Regions from separate parts of the Mus musculus genome. Here region 1 is linked to region 2. A link is a contact called in ENCODE Hi-C or POLR2A ChIA-PET data. All regions are on one chromosome and are shown on one strand. The core of a region is the stretch at or near the end of the contact, and the rest is flanking DNA. Distances in the headings are between cores, read along the strand shown. Region 1 overlaps Ptgfrn (prostaglandin F2 receptor negative regulator). Region 2 holds the start of Ptgfrn (prostaglandin F2 receptor negative regulator).

What was found. Hi-C counts contacts between places; a loop is a spot of excess contacts on that map. ChIA-PET counts read pairs that join two places held with the same protein, here RNA polymerase II (POLR2A).
Region 1: a map of heart shows a loop between it and region 2 (2.0-fold over the local background). The contact joins the enhancer-like site here to the promoter of Ptgfrn in region 2. A Hi-C loop is called at or near these places in 5 of 37 maps with a recorded cell type or tissue (heart and left cerebral cortex). POLR2A ChIA-PET finds 5 or more read pairs at or near these places in 4 of 5 experiments (Patski and embryonic stem cell).

The regions. Positions count from the first base shown.
Region 1 is chr3:101,068,581-101,075,500 of GRCm38, forward strand. It overlaps Ptgfrn (prostaglandin F2 receptor negative regulator), which reads right to left. Exons shown (of 9, transcript NM_011197.3): 4 at 4,230-4,610. Among named protein-coding and RNA genes, the nearest start is that of Gm52612, 37 kb to the right of the region's middle. Within about 2 kb of position 1,776, at least 1 of the 3 ENCODE cell types and tissues checked has a DNase peak (open chromatin) inside an H3K27ac peak, as active enhancers do; it is heart, where a contact is called at or near this core.
Region 2 is chr3:101,104,652-101,111,920 of GRCm38, forward strand. Ptgfrn (prostaglandin F2 receptor negative regulator) reads right to left here and starts at 5,515. Exons shown (of 9, transcript NM_011197.3): 1 at 5,441-5,515. The coding sequence starts at 5,489. It overlaps Gm52612, which reads left to right and starts at 4,315. Exons shown (of 1, transcript XM_030252967.1): 1 at 4,315-7,089. The coding sequence starts at 5,259. The coding sequence ends at 5,900.

The DNA.
Region 1 (6,920 bases), core at 526-3,025, 40 kb before region 2:
TGCCGAAACCGACAAAGCAGACTCCACTACTCCACCGGTTTTCTGGAATAATCCTGGACAGATACAGGCAATAGCCATGCTAAAAACCACCATATATCTAACCAGGATGTCTGTCCTACAGACGGCCCAGAACACCGGAGTGTCTACCAAGTGCTTAGCAGGTTAACAGCTCCTTTTAAAGAAGAAAGTAATTACCTTCCTTGCTGGCACACTGCTGAAGAGATGCCAGTTCTCCAGTGGTGAAGAATGCAAATCCACTCTCAGGACTGACCAGCAGAGCTCAGCCCTGCCCCCTCCTGCTCTTGTGCCTCCTCCTGCATCCTGAGCCTTAGGAGCCCTCTCTAATTAACAGAAGTCTGGTACTTCGGGCAGAGAGCTCAACCATAAACTGATTAGTAACCAACTCCTGCCAAGGGCTCGTTTAAGACATTTGATAGCACAGAGAGATGGCTTAAAATGTGCAGATTAACTGGCCATTCCGCTTGGCTCTCTGTTTCAGCCATACACTAAATTGGATCAACACAAAGCAACATTTGTTTCCTGAAGCAATTCAAGTTCTTTCGAGAGAGAAACTCCTTTCCACACTTACAATTCACACCCTCATCTCTTAGAGAGCATGGGTATAAGAAACATACATTTGAACAATCACTGAAGGCCTTTGGTAAAAGAACAGTTGTGGGCACTAGCCATTAAATTATCCACTGCCCCCACCTCCACCCCAAAATGAAAAAAACATGGGATAAATTCAGTGCCAAGAAAAAGTTTGCCTCTCCAAAAGTTTATGTTTTCTTTCTCAGACAACTGGATAAGAACATCTCTTTTTGTCTCGCCTTCAAAACTCTACAAATTTGGTGCTCAAATGCAGCAACAAATTCATGCCAACCACTCAACTAACTCATCCCAAGCAATAACTGCTCTTGGATTCTCTTTGCCTCTTTTGATCTTGATTATTTCTTTATGTCTGTTGCTTTGTTCTTCATTTTGCAAACCAACTAGAGCTTTTCCTTCTTCAAAGAGGAATACAAATCTTAGCAAAAGGCCTTTCTCTCACCTTCTTACAAAAATTCACCAGATCCTCCCACCCTGCTGCAAAGGGTTGTTCATTTCTCAGACCATCGATAGTAGGCCCATGTAAGACAATGGGCTAAGACAGTTCCCACCCCGTCATCAACTGGGACAACAGGAACAGCCCATCTTTAGGACTTGGGACTGGTTGTCTCAGGAGGTAGAGCTGACTTCCAAGGCCAAAGACATTCCCCATACACGAAGACAATGCCTAGGACAGATTCAACTAAAGCCACAATTCTAAGCCATCCCAGACAAGAAACCAGAATTAGCCAATGGGGGAAGAGTCTCCTTCCCAAAGATGATCATAAGCACTTCCCACCTGACCATTTAATACATATAAAGTTCTCCGTCAGGGCCTGGAAAAGGTGTTCAATAAATGGTAATTAGAATTCTCAATGTGTCAAGTGCAAAACCAAGTGCTGCATCACATGGGCACGAGGATCCCACTCTCTAAGAGACAACAGTCCACATCACCTACCTAGGATGACCTCTATACTTAGCAGGTCAGCTGTGTTCCTGGCTTTGTGTGTGTGTGTGTCTGTGAGTGTGTGTGTGTCACATCTTCATTATCTTATACAGGCCCGAGTTGTATTTGATGGCATGCACAAATTACATTTCTAGAGAAAACATGTAGGGTCAGTCAGCTGCCTCAGTTTCTGGGCAGAGAATGCAGTCTGCAGACTGTGACTAAAGGCCTGTGGCTGTACTCAGGCCCGACTCGTCTCCTGACAAGCGTCCAAGCAGCTGCAAACCATGAGTCACAGAGACCGGGGTGAAGGCTTAAGAGGAAGACAGAGAAGAACACAGTTGTTTTTATAATGTTTACACTCCTGGTGAGCTCACAATTATGCAAGGGCCTCTGCATACTCTAAGCCACGGTCATGCCTGCATACAGTTCTGGGTTTGGATGCATGGGTTTTACGCTATCTATATGTTGGGGCAGGCCTAGTCTGTGTAAAGCACACAGAAGCTCTGGGGCTCCATGCATGCACTGGAGATGTGCACTCATGTCTTTCACAATGGCACCGGCACTCTGCAGGAAAACGAGTGGCAGGACCCTTAGGATAATCAGGGAGTCTTTCCCACAGTTTAGCCTCTTTATTTCCCCTCAGTCTCTGGAGAACACGTCACCAACAAATCCCTTCAGTTACAAAGCCCGTTCCCTCCCAGAGCTTGCCCCTGATGTCTGACAGTGCCTGTACTTCCCCCAGGGTATGTGGGATCAATACACCAGGACTTCAAAGAAACCCTCAGAATTGGAGTGCAGGCAGAATTTTCACAAAAAAAAAAAAAAATCCCAGAGCTAGGACTCAGAAGTTGGAGGGGGCGGGGAGGGGAGGAAGCCAGAGTGGGGATTTGACAGCACCACACAATGCACCAGGATCAGAGCTGTGAGACAGATTCAACTCCAGAGATGAAAACTCTTCTCTTGGTGCTGACAACATCTGTTTTATTTTGAAGGTTGCTAAGGAGAGTCCTGGCTGGGCCAACATTGTTCCAGCCCAGGACTTCACAGAGCGCCTCGGAGCGCAGGCTCCTGACTGCAGGAATGAAAGCAGATAAGCCTGCTCCTTTCGCTCTTTAGATATCAAAGCCCCACTTTGCTCACAGGGCTACCACCCCCCCCCCAGTCTCAGTCCCAACTAGCCTTTCCCTACCGCTTACTCTCTAAGGATGCTTTCCCTTGCACCGTACTACCATTCACAAGTTCCCATCCATTTCTTAGGGACAGACAGACAGGGAGTGCACCCTTGAGCCAGCATAGGACCTCTATATAAGACAGAGAAGAATTCCATAGGAGCTGGAGACATGCACATGTAGGAGGAGGGTTAGCATCAGACAGAGGATGAAGTCTTTTACTGCCCTTTAAAGATCAGTGTTGCCTCCTTAATCAAAGACAAATCAAGTGTCTTTGTCAGGGCTCAAAGCCCTGTGAGGGCAGTGAAGAGCTGACCATAGGCTGACCACTGTGGAAATGAAGCAGGTGGGGAGCCAGCCACACCCCACCAGCCCCTCCCACCTAAGCTGAATTGAATGATCAAGGCCATTACCACCCTTGAACAAAAGGAGCTACTACACATTCCTCCCCATGGTCAGATGCATAAGAAAAAAGACCAGGGGCACTACAGGAAAGAGATCAGGTCAAAGCCAGCAATCTCATGTAAGACATGGTAGGATCACATAGATGACAAAGCAGGGATACCAAAGAGCAAGCAGGATAAAGTGGGCACAGCAGGGAGAACACAAATGACAAAGTGAACACAGCAGGAAGGACACAGATGACAAAGTGAGGACACCAGGGAGCACATATGACAAAATGAAGACTTCCCAGGGAGCACACATGAAAACGTGAGACATACACAAGGGAGCACATACATAATGAAGGAGGGCTTACCTGGCAGCACACAGCACACACATTACAAAATGAGCACTCTCCAGGAAGCACACATGATAACGAGATGACAATCTATCAGAGGACATAGGACAAGTAGAACACAGCCACAATCACATATGTGATAAGGAAGGGCGCTCCAGGGATCACATACATGACAAGCAGGATGACACAGTGAGGATACCAGTCACGTTCCCATGTTACAAGCTGCTATAAAGCATGGGGTGAGGTGACACCTCCACTCCTCCACCTGGGGCAGCTCCAGGACTGGGAGCCTGAGGAGAGACAGGGAGGAAGATGGCCCCTACTGTAAATGATATTTGCAGTTAAAACTACCAGGGGCTTCCAGTGCATCAAGGGTAGAAAACATTCGCCATTAGCTGGAGGAGTGGCTGCTCTTTCTCATTGAGCTTTAGGGAGCCCTAGCCCAGGGCAGAAATACCCAGGAGTCTAAGTAAAGAGAAGAGAATGGCTGTCTCTGTAACAAAGCCACTGCAGAGCCATTCACCTCAGTTCTCCCAGGCAGACACTCTCAACAACAAAGAAGCCACTTCCTCCAGCAGGGGCATGGAGACAAACACCACCCATGCTTGCCCTTGCTGGCCACACTGCTGCAACCCATCCGGCTTCCTTATAGCTGGGAGCTCAAGGACACTTGTCTGAGCCACACATCTACATGGGGCAGAATGCCCAGCACACCACACACTTCCTGAGTGCAGGAAGGATTAAGCAGAGAAGCTAAATGGCATTCCTCAAGCTACTTACTCACCTAGCCAGGTCACGCTTACACCAGACGGGGCAGACATGGCCTCTGCCACCTTGTGCCAGCTCCTGTTGTGTCCAGGAGCCCAGAGGGCCACAAGGCAAAGATAGTAGCCCGAGTTTTCTTTGCTAACATCTCGCACCAGTAGATGGTAAGAGCGGGTATCCACGTGACTGAGAGCAACGTGTGGTGAGCTGTGGACCAGGGAATCACGGTCAAGCCGCGCCAGCATGTGGGAGGCAAGTAAAGAGGTATCGGGTGTCTTTTTGAAGTACCATGTCACCTCAGGCCGGACATCATCCACACGGTCTGTTGTGATGTTGCAAGAAAGATCCAGGTCCTTTCCTTCAGTCACAGACACTGTCCTGGGCACGGCCAGTTGCAGAGCTGGAAGAGGAAAAACAAGCCCATCGAGTGATCGAGTGACGCGTGTCCCCTCTCCTCCCTTCTCCTTACCTCCCTCATGGTCGCCCCTTTAGGTTGATTTATGGTGTTAAAATTAGAAGGCTTTGTACAGTTGAAAGTGCTAGAGGAATAGTTAATGAATAAATTCATGACACACACTAAATTGGTGTTGGAAAAGAGCAACAAAGAACACCAGTAAAAATCGCCTATGGCTTTTGTGTACTTATTGTAAGTAGATTCTGAGAATAACAACAGGGGTGGGTACTATTATGGTCATTTACCGAAGCGGAGGCGGAAGCACACAGTAGCTCCAGGTAGAGCCTCCCTAGCATCGCTGGCTCCAGCATCCTGGGGGCGGGGTGAAAACTTCTATGCTGATGAGCCAGGAAAGTGAAACCAGACAATTTTCCTAGTGATTCAGCCCTTCACAACGTGATGTATGTAGACTACAGTTCCTTCACAGTACGACGTATGTAGACTATCATTTTCTTAGACACACCTGGCTAAACCTCAAGCAGGAGACACACACTGAACCCCAAACCCAATGAGTTCTGGATTCTCCATGCTACTGTTCTCTCATGACTGGGGACAATTAAAGTAAGCTATATTTAGGTAAATACTTGAAGTATTGAGTGTCCCTGACTCAAGAGAGGTCTTGTTCAGCATTCCATTGCCAAAGCTTTTAAATGGAAACATTTTACTCTATTCAGGGCTTTTTTTTTTTTTTAAAGATGTGAAACATCTGTAATCAGAGTGGAAAATTTCAAGTTACAATGATGCTCTGGGAACTGTCACTAAATGACAGACAGCTAGCTAACTTCTCCCTGTGGAGTCAAATGAGACACAGTCCCCGTCTTCCAGCAAAACCCATTCAGCAGCCACAGCTCTTCCCAGGAAGCTCAGGGATAAAGACTGGTGCCCAGTTCAGAAAACACCCATCCTAAGAGCCTATGGCCTCTGGAAGATATTGCTTCCATATGAATATTTACAAATCTTGACATATATTTCAAACAATTATTTTAAGCCAAGTCCAACATCCATCCCAACACATGACAGAAAATGAGGTGGGCATAGTATTAGGAAAAAGGGGTTGAAAGTTGTTTATCCTTCTGTCTCTTTACAGATCAAATGCATTCCTAGGGCCCAGAAACACTGGCAGCTATGTCTTTGCAGCTGTGTAGTCTACTTTGCCATTTTCTCAGTGAACATGGCTAAATATCTGTCCTATCACTAACCATGGGTTTTATATATATGGAGAATAACAATATATTCTAGATTCGTGGGTCTGACACTGGAAGATGATATAGAGCAAGCTGCAGGGAGGAGCTCTAAGGATTCGGAATGCAAGAGGAGATCTGGGCAAAGCCTGTGGCAATCCCGGCTTTCTCCAGGAGAATATAGCTAAATCTATTTAAGTATGATTAGTATCACCACAGGAGGACTTACCACAGAGGTGACACAGCTTTTCTATTAAGTGGCTCTGTGTCACTTACAATGCCACAGTGGTCAGTGAGCACGACCAGTCACCTGTGACCAGTACAGAGATTGATTAAAAGCAAAAGACCACCTCCACAGTTGGGTATGGTGGGACACGTCCTAGCATTTGGAAGGCAGAGGCAGGCAGATCTCTGTGAGTTCAAGACAAGCCTGTGAGTTTTAGGCCAGTAAAACTGTCTAAAACCATAAATAAAGATAGAGAGAGGGTTACAAGGCCAGAGGGAGAGGAATGAGGAGGGAGAGAGGGCACACACAGTGAACTCATAACCCTTGAGCAATGACTCTTAACTTACGATCCACAGAGAATTTAGGGAGCCTGTGCACGTGAATGGGACATTTGTTCCTAATTTTATTTTCATTAGCCTGCACTGAGCTGAGACATCGCATTTCCTGCCTTGGTGAAAATAAGCAACAAGGTGGTATAGTATGGCCTATACCCAGGGCTTGGTCACCGACAGAAATAAGAGGTCTTCTTCATACATGACTTTACAGTAGTTGTAGACATCTGAAACATCATCTGCATTCACTGCTCCCTAGAAATTCAGATGGTTGTCAGGCCTGCAATATGGCTTATTATTCACGTGTTAATAATGAAGCAAAGTACCAGTATAAAACAAATTTGTCTTAGAGACATTTTCCTAACTACTTCAGTTATAATTCTTCCTCTGTCACCTTGTGTATGATGTTTCATGAATTTAGAAGGTTACAGGCTTCAAAAGACAGCCAAAGAGGCCCATCACACACAAAAAGACCACAAGGCCAAGTGTGTTGGTACAAGCCTGTAGTCCCAGCTAT
Region 2 (7,269 bases), core at 4,265-6,764:
GCTGGCCGACTCCAGCTTTAAACAAGAACAAGGAAGAGCCGTTTCCAACATCTTCTTGGCTCATGATCGCTTTTAGAGTCTGAGAAGTAACCTATCCGGCAGCAAAGTGCTTCTATGTCATTTAGATTCCATGGCAGCACGCCTTCTGCAATGAACCTTGAACCTGTGAGCACGACTTCGCTCTTTAATGTTCTCAGCCAGATTCACCCAAAACAGAACAGCATCCGAAGCGCGGTCCCTCGGTCCCCTGAAACATTCCAGGTGATGCTAACGCTTCCACGTTCCAGCTGCTCGCAGAGGTGTAAAACAGGCTGCAGGTAGAGCCTTGGAATGCTTAAACTTGAGTCATGCCACGTAGCGACTCCGTCACCCAGCACAAACACTCAGGGAACACTGAGTGAAATAAACATTCAAAGAGCATAAACACGCATTTCCATTGTCTTGTCTCCTGGGAATCACACTGCTGGTATGTGATGCATTTGCCACTGGGTCTGAGTCTGCTCCTTCCCCAATACTACAGTTTGTGTGTGTGTGTGTGTGTGTGTGTGTGTGTGTGTGTATGTGTGTGTATGTGTGTGTGTTGGAGGATAAAGGGGGTAACCACCACCAACTCTGCCAACTCTAGCATTTCGCCTTTTCCAGAAGATAAATTATTTAGAATTTTTTTGCCAGTTCGAGTGATTTTCCCATAGCAGAGTCAAATGGCCCAGCAGTCCTGCCTTAAAGAAACCAATGCAATTAAAGCAAACAGCTATGAACTGGTCCTGACAGCTTCTACCAACTTCATTTGATAAAGTGAGACACAGACACACTCCAACAGACAAGCCCACACTTTATTCCCTGCCAGACGCAGCGCCAATCCATACATATAGAATCATCTATAGGAGAAAAATCAGCTCAGCAGCTCATCACTAAAACCAAATAGCCATATAAAAGCCGCCTAGCCCGACTGCCTTGTAAGGAATATCACTGACAACTACCGCTCCTATCCAGCAGGCTAATAAGAATAATTATAGCCAGGGCAGGCATTAATCAGCTTGGCAGATACAGGAATTCTGTTAACAAGACTGAAATAAGTGCCAAGAAATCTCTGAAGACCACAGCACTTCAAAGGCTGTTTAAGCTAGAGGGATTCACGCGTGTTTCTCCTGCGAGCCTTCCTCCTGACGCGGTGCCCTGTGGAGCAGCAACAGGCTTTGTCTGAGCCCCATTCCTCTGAGCGGGCAATGAGGACCTGCAAGGTTGCAGGTTGTCACATCTGAGAGGTGCATGCTGACACCATTACTCCCTTCTGCATTGCACCTGGGCCACACACACACCCCTGATCCTATTTTTAATTCCAGCTTTGTATTCTGACCACGATCATCTTTTCTTCATCTAAATCTCAAACAATGGGCAGCACACGGGCACAGTGAACAACGGTCAGCTGATCCTTAGCACCCGCGGGATGGAGTCCTGCTATGACTGAACATGTTGTTTCACAACTCTGGGCACCTAGTTCCTCATCATCTATAAGGAGAAAATAACTGAGCCTTTCCCAAGATCTGAATGACTGACAGATCCTGACTCTCAAGTGACAGCTACTGGTGCCCTGTATCTGCTAGGTGCACAGAGGCCTTACAGAAGCCACCAGAGAAGAACAAGGCTGAGGGTGAGGCTCAGTAGTAAAGTGTACAAGCTTCCAGTTCATTCCTTAGCACCACCAAAAAAAAAAAAAAAAAAAAAAAAAAAAAAAAAAAAAAAGACGAAGTTTATCTTGTGTCATGCATCCTCCATGAAACTCCTTGGTGTCTCCAAACCCCAAATCCATCCTTCTGTTTTCCACGGTAGTTGGCAGATGGCTGCCAGGTTTCGCTGTGTTCTCTAGCTTCCCTTGCAGCTAGTGTGACATGGAACTAAATTGTCTCCAATGGAATACACACAGAAATGATGTCACTTCCAGGCTTTGCCCATGAAGTACCCATTATAATATCCAAGCTGTCTCCCTCCTTTGTGGGGCTGGAAAAGTAAGGATGACAGATAAAGTGATCCTGAAAACCAGGATGGGCACCAACCTGGGACCAGAGGGCTGTGTGAAAGAAGGGCCTACCCAAACTCTCCCTCAGAAGCACTTCACTGTTGGGGGCACGGGGGAGGGGATGATCCTACTGTTTGAACCACTGCGCCAGAACTGTGCAATTAAGGCAGAACAGCCTACCTAATTAGCATAATACCCTTTTACAGCAATTGAATTTGAAAATATAGGTGTGATACTTTTGTCATTTAAAAGCGATCTTAGCAGATTTGCATTTTTAAAAAAGATGTAGAGAATCTATTAATGACTCTCATGGCTACCCACAAATAATAAAATAAGAAAAGGACATACCCATCTATATGTGCTCAGTTAGTCAAACACATCCTATGTATGAGAGTTGTACAGCCTAATATTAAGAGAATAGAGAGAGAGCAAGACCAATGGGGTCCTGCCTCTGGAGGACAATCAGGTAGGGATGTAAGACTTGGGAACAGGAGCCATGGACATAAGACAAAGGCTGCCTGGCCACCTATAAGGAGCCAAAAATTCACAATTCAGACCACTTCACACCTCCCCTAACACCCCCTACCTCACCAGTCATCTTTCTCTCCCCCTCCTCCCCCTCCTCCCAACTCATGGAACAACTCCGGTGCCATTTCTGAAGGAGCAGTGCACTTCACTCACCCACACTTTATGCTTTTCCCCAGAGCCCTGGGACGCTCGTCTATCCTTTCTTCCAAAATCCCAATTATTCTCAAGGCTCAGCTCATATGTCACCTCTTAGGTAAAAGCAACTCCAAACACCAAGTCAAAATGAACCCCTTCCTTCCCGCTTCCCCCCCAGTGCTGAGCTGGGGTCAAGAAATACACTGTTTTTACCACTGTCTACAACAGCCCAGTCAAGCACCCAGTGAGGTGCTATACCTTGGTCACTGCCAGCTGGGTCTGAGTGAGTCTGGCCCACTGGTCGGGGCTTAGTGAGAAAGCTTCAAGGAAAAGTGAGCCTCAGAGGCAGAGGGACTTAGACAGGGAAGAGAGGGGGCAGGCAGGCTAGAAGGCGCAACAGATTCCGTGAAGAGTAGCAAACAGGTGCTTAGAATGAAATCTCTAAAGCAGAAAGAGGAGAAAGCAAACACAAGAAAAGTCACAAGAGCTCAATGCACACTGGTGCGAACCCCGAAATCATCCATTAGGAAAATGGTGACCTTAGAGGAGAGCAGGAGAAAACCGGTCAGGGAGGAGTCAGAAGTTGTCTTCGTGAGGAGCCTCCAAGGCCTTGGCTACAACAGGGGAAACACAGTATGGGGGAGTGGGGTGTGGGGCTCGCTCAGAAGGATGGACACAGTCTGAACTTGTGCTTGGGAAAGCTACAAAACAAAGGGCTGGGGTTCAGGCGAAGCCCACAGAGGGGTTACCATACAAGTAGCAGTGACTTCACGATTCCATTCCGGCAGCAAGACCCAAGGGAAGACCATCTTGCCTATCAACACACTCCACTTCCAGGCTCAATGGATGTGGAAAATGATGCTACACTGGGAAGCTGCTTCAGAGGTCAGGCTGAAGCTGCACCTAGTGAGGTACCCAGGGGCAGAGTTTGTAGATGGCACATCAATGGTTCAGAGAATTGCTAGGTGAATCTGCACAGGGCAGTCACAGTCACATCCAAAAGTCTTTAAGTCTCATCAAGGTTGGATGCACGGGTATACCACCATGATTCATTCCCCAAGCTGTGCTTTCCCGACCCTGGGCTGCTGGCTGTGGTTTGTTTATTCACTTGGTCTGAGGGATGGAATCCAAAACCTGGCAAAGATAAACAAGCACAGAGCTACAACCCTAGGCCCCCAAGGGCATCCTTTTTAAACTTCTACCTCACGCTACCCTCTCAACTGGTACATCCACAGACTACACACTGACCACTCTAGGGAGAGTCAGTCACATAAACCACAAAGTGAGTAGCAGATGGGAGTGGTGCCCCAGGAATCTGTGCAACCATAGGCCATGGCCCTGCCTGACCCAGACGTATAAGCCAATTAAATGGTGGCGACTGTCCCCAGCAATATGCAACAAATACACAACTTGCAAAGACTGATGCCTGGCAGATCAGAAACCACAGAAGACTATTGGATGTTTTCTGTACATGGGTTGTGGCTGGAGAATTATGTCTAGGGGAGTTCTTAGAGGGAGTCATTTCCAGAAAACCCCTCGGAGGTGAAGTATCACAGTAGCAGCCAGAAAGGCTAGTTCACAGGCAGCCAGGACTCATGGGGAGCTGGGACAGTAAAGTCCTAATGCCAGCAGAAGGGGAGTGGTGGCAGGAGGTCCCCACGGGGATCCTCACACCATCAGAAGTGCAGTCATTTAGCCCCTGTGCAGCTGAGGCCAGGCTGGGATAGGCAACACACACCACGTGCTCTGGGAAAGCTTGAGATACATCGTCTGCAGGGGCTTGGAAGGGAACCCAGGGCTGGGTCTGGAATTCTGCTTGTCCTAGATGCCACTGGTCACAGGGAACCACGCATATAACCACACTTGGGGATCTGCCTTCCTGAACCAAGGCAGGCATTAAATAAATACATCAAGTGGCTGGTTAAGATCACCCTGTGTATCTATGTGAAGATGGTGTCTGTGTAAGGAGTGAATGGAAAATGGAGGGGGGGGGAGCCCAGGAAAGATTCCTTAGGTGGGTGAGGGGATACTGGGCCAAACCACTGAGAGACACCAAGGGTTTCCAGAGGGTAAAGGAGAAGGGGGCAGTAACGAGGGAAGTAACAGGTAGAAAAGTTGGAAAAGCTGGGCTCTCGGGTCTTTGTGTATAAATCCGAGCCTAGCTAGCTTCAGGAGACGCTGGAAGGCAACACTGAGGCAGATTTGGCTAGATGGCAGGGATGGTACAAGACTGTCACAGTAACGCTGGGCTACCCAGTGACCTTCGTGGAAGGAAGTTGGATTCTCTTGCTTCCCTGGAAAAGCAACTCAGCATGGGCTAGCGAATGAAGAGCGATCCCGACCGGCCTCGGCTATGGCGGGACACAGCAAAGGCTCACATTTCCGCCCAGCCGGGTACGCGGGCCGGGGCCGCCCGCACCTTCCGGGGCCGGGAGTTCAAGGTGAGCCCGGCTCACGGTGGCCAACAGGTAGAGAGCGCTGTGGGAGAACCGGCCACGAGCCACTCCCCCGGCACACGTGAGGACCCGGCTCGGTCAGGCCGGGCGGCTCCGGCTACTGGGAGCGCGGGCCCAGGAGGATGTGCACCGGGCTCAGATCGGCCCCACATCGCTCCCCGCCCGGCCGGCGGCCCGGCGCTCCGGATCCCGGTCTCCCGGGAGCCGCCCCGGGCGCCCCGGGTGCCCCAGGCCCCGAGCGGCAGCCGCGCCCCCCCGGGACCCAGCGCCCCACCGCGCCCCGCCGCGCCCCACGCGCACTCACCCAGCGACAGGAGCGCCAGCAGCAGCGGCCTCGGCGCCGGGCGCCCCATGCTCGGCCGGCGGGAGCGACTCTCCGCCTCCTCCTCCTTCCCCGCCGCCGCTCCTCCTCCTCCTCCTCCAGCTCCGGCTGCTCCAGAGTCGGCTGCTCCGCCGGGCCGCGCGCCTGCTCCGCTCTCCCCGCTGGCCGAGCGAGCCCAGCGCCGGCGCGGACGTGCGCACCTGGCTCGTCGCGGCCCTCCTCCTCCTCCTCTCCCGCCCTCCGCCAGCCGCCGGGCCCCGGAGCCGGCCTCGCCGATCCCAGGGCGCAGCAACCCGGACCGCCTCCCGAAAGCAAAAGGGAAGAGCCGTGGCGTCCGCCCGCCCGCGCCTCCCACCCGGCGCTTTGCCAGCAACAAACACAAACTTTCCCAAGCCCCTCCCCGCTCCAGGTAACGGAGGAGGCGCTGGGGCCACCCGCTTAAAGGGGAGGAGACGCCCGAGCCCACTCAGCCTTCCCCTCGGGCCCCCAGCCCTCGAAAAACTTTCCTCCGACCTTTAAAAGTTGGCCTGGAAGACTTGTCTGGAAACCTCATCTTTTGGGCCCTATCCCGGGACGCCCGGCATTCCTTCGCGGTGGAATCCCCACGAGTGTCTCGCAGCCAGCAACCCACACGTACACCCTCTGGTCTCCAGCTAAGCATGCCACCAGCCACCTGCTTAGCCCTTGCTAAAAATAATTACACAGATAGGAATGAAAGAGCTTCAAAGGCAGTGAATTCCCACCCCCTCATGGTCCAGAGGCCTGATGTGCTTGGGAGAGTTGGCAAGGGACTCTCAGCCAAGCATCAAATTCAACAAGGCTCTCTAACCCACCACCCTGTAGTTGGGTGGGCCTGCCTCCTTCCTGGCCCACCTCCCTCCTCTCCAGGGTCCCTGTGGTACTAATTAGAACAACTTCCAACTAAGGTACCCATAAAAGAAAAGAAAAAAAAGAAAAGAAAAGAAAAGAAAACCCACACCATCTATTATTAGCCGTAGTGCTTCAAATGGTATGTCTGCCGCCTGAGACTATATTCATTGCTTTAAGTGGACACAACTGGGTTTCCATTAAAGACTCTTTTTCCTCCCACAATAGAGTTTTGTGCTTTGGATTTGAATACAAAAGACTCCACAGCTCTGGGGGGAAAATCAGCGTTCCTTGTTTAAAACGTCCCAAGGATGAATCAGACATTCAGAAAGGCTCACTGGTATCCAGTGACCCCCTCCGTCGCCCGGGCCTTTCATTAATATATGTAAAACAAATCACAGATGTTCCTGGGGAAACTGCCTTCTCTGGTGCAGAACATTAAGCTTGTTCTGATTTCCACAAGCGTTTCTCGTTTCTGCCAACTGACATGCGACTGACTGGCCAGGTGTGAACCCTTCCGAAAGAGACTCCTAAAATTGTATTCCCAGCCAGGCGTGGTGACCTCCACTGCACTCTGTAGGTAGAGGCAGGATGGGCTCAAGGTCATCCGTCCCTGGCTTCAAACAGAGATCAAGGCCGGCTTGGGCTACAGGAGACCCTGTTTCAAAAGACCAAAATAAACAAATTCCTGGTGGTTCAACAATGGAGGTTTACTTACTGTCACAAAGTGGTAACAATTAAACAGAGATAAAATGGTATGGTAACTTTGGTGTTGAGTATATTTCCCCCTCAATATTTTTTTTCTTTTAATTTCTGTCTTGCCACCAAGCCTTTCCCAGAGTTTCCCCCACCCCTATCCATGTTCCTGTTGTTCTTTTTCCCAGAATTTCTGTAGGAAGGTCAATTTTCTTTTGTTTCTTTCCATTCTATCAAGCCTGAATATG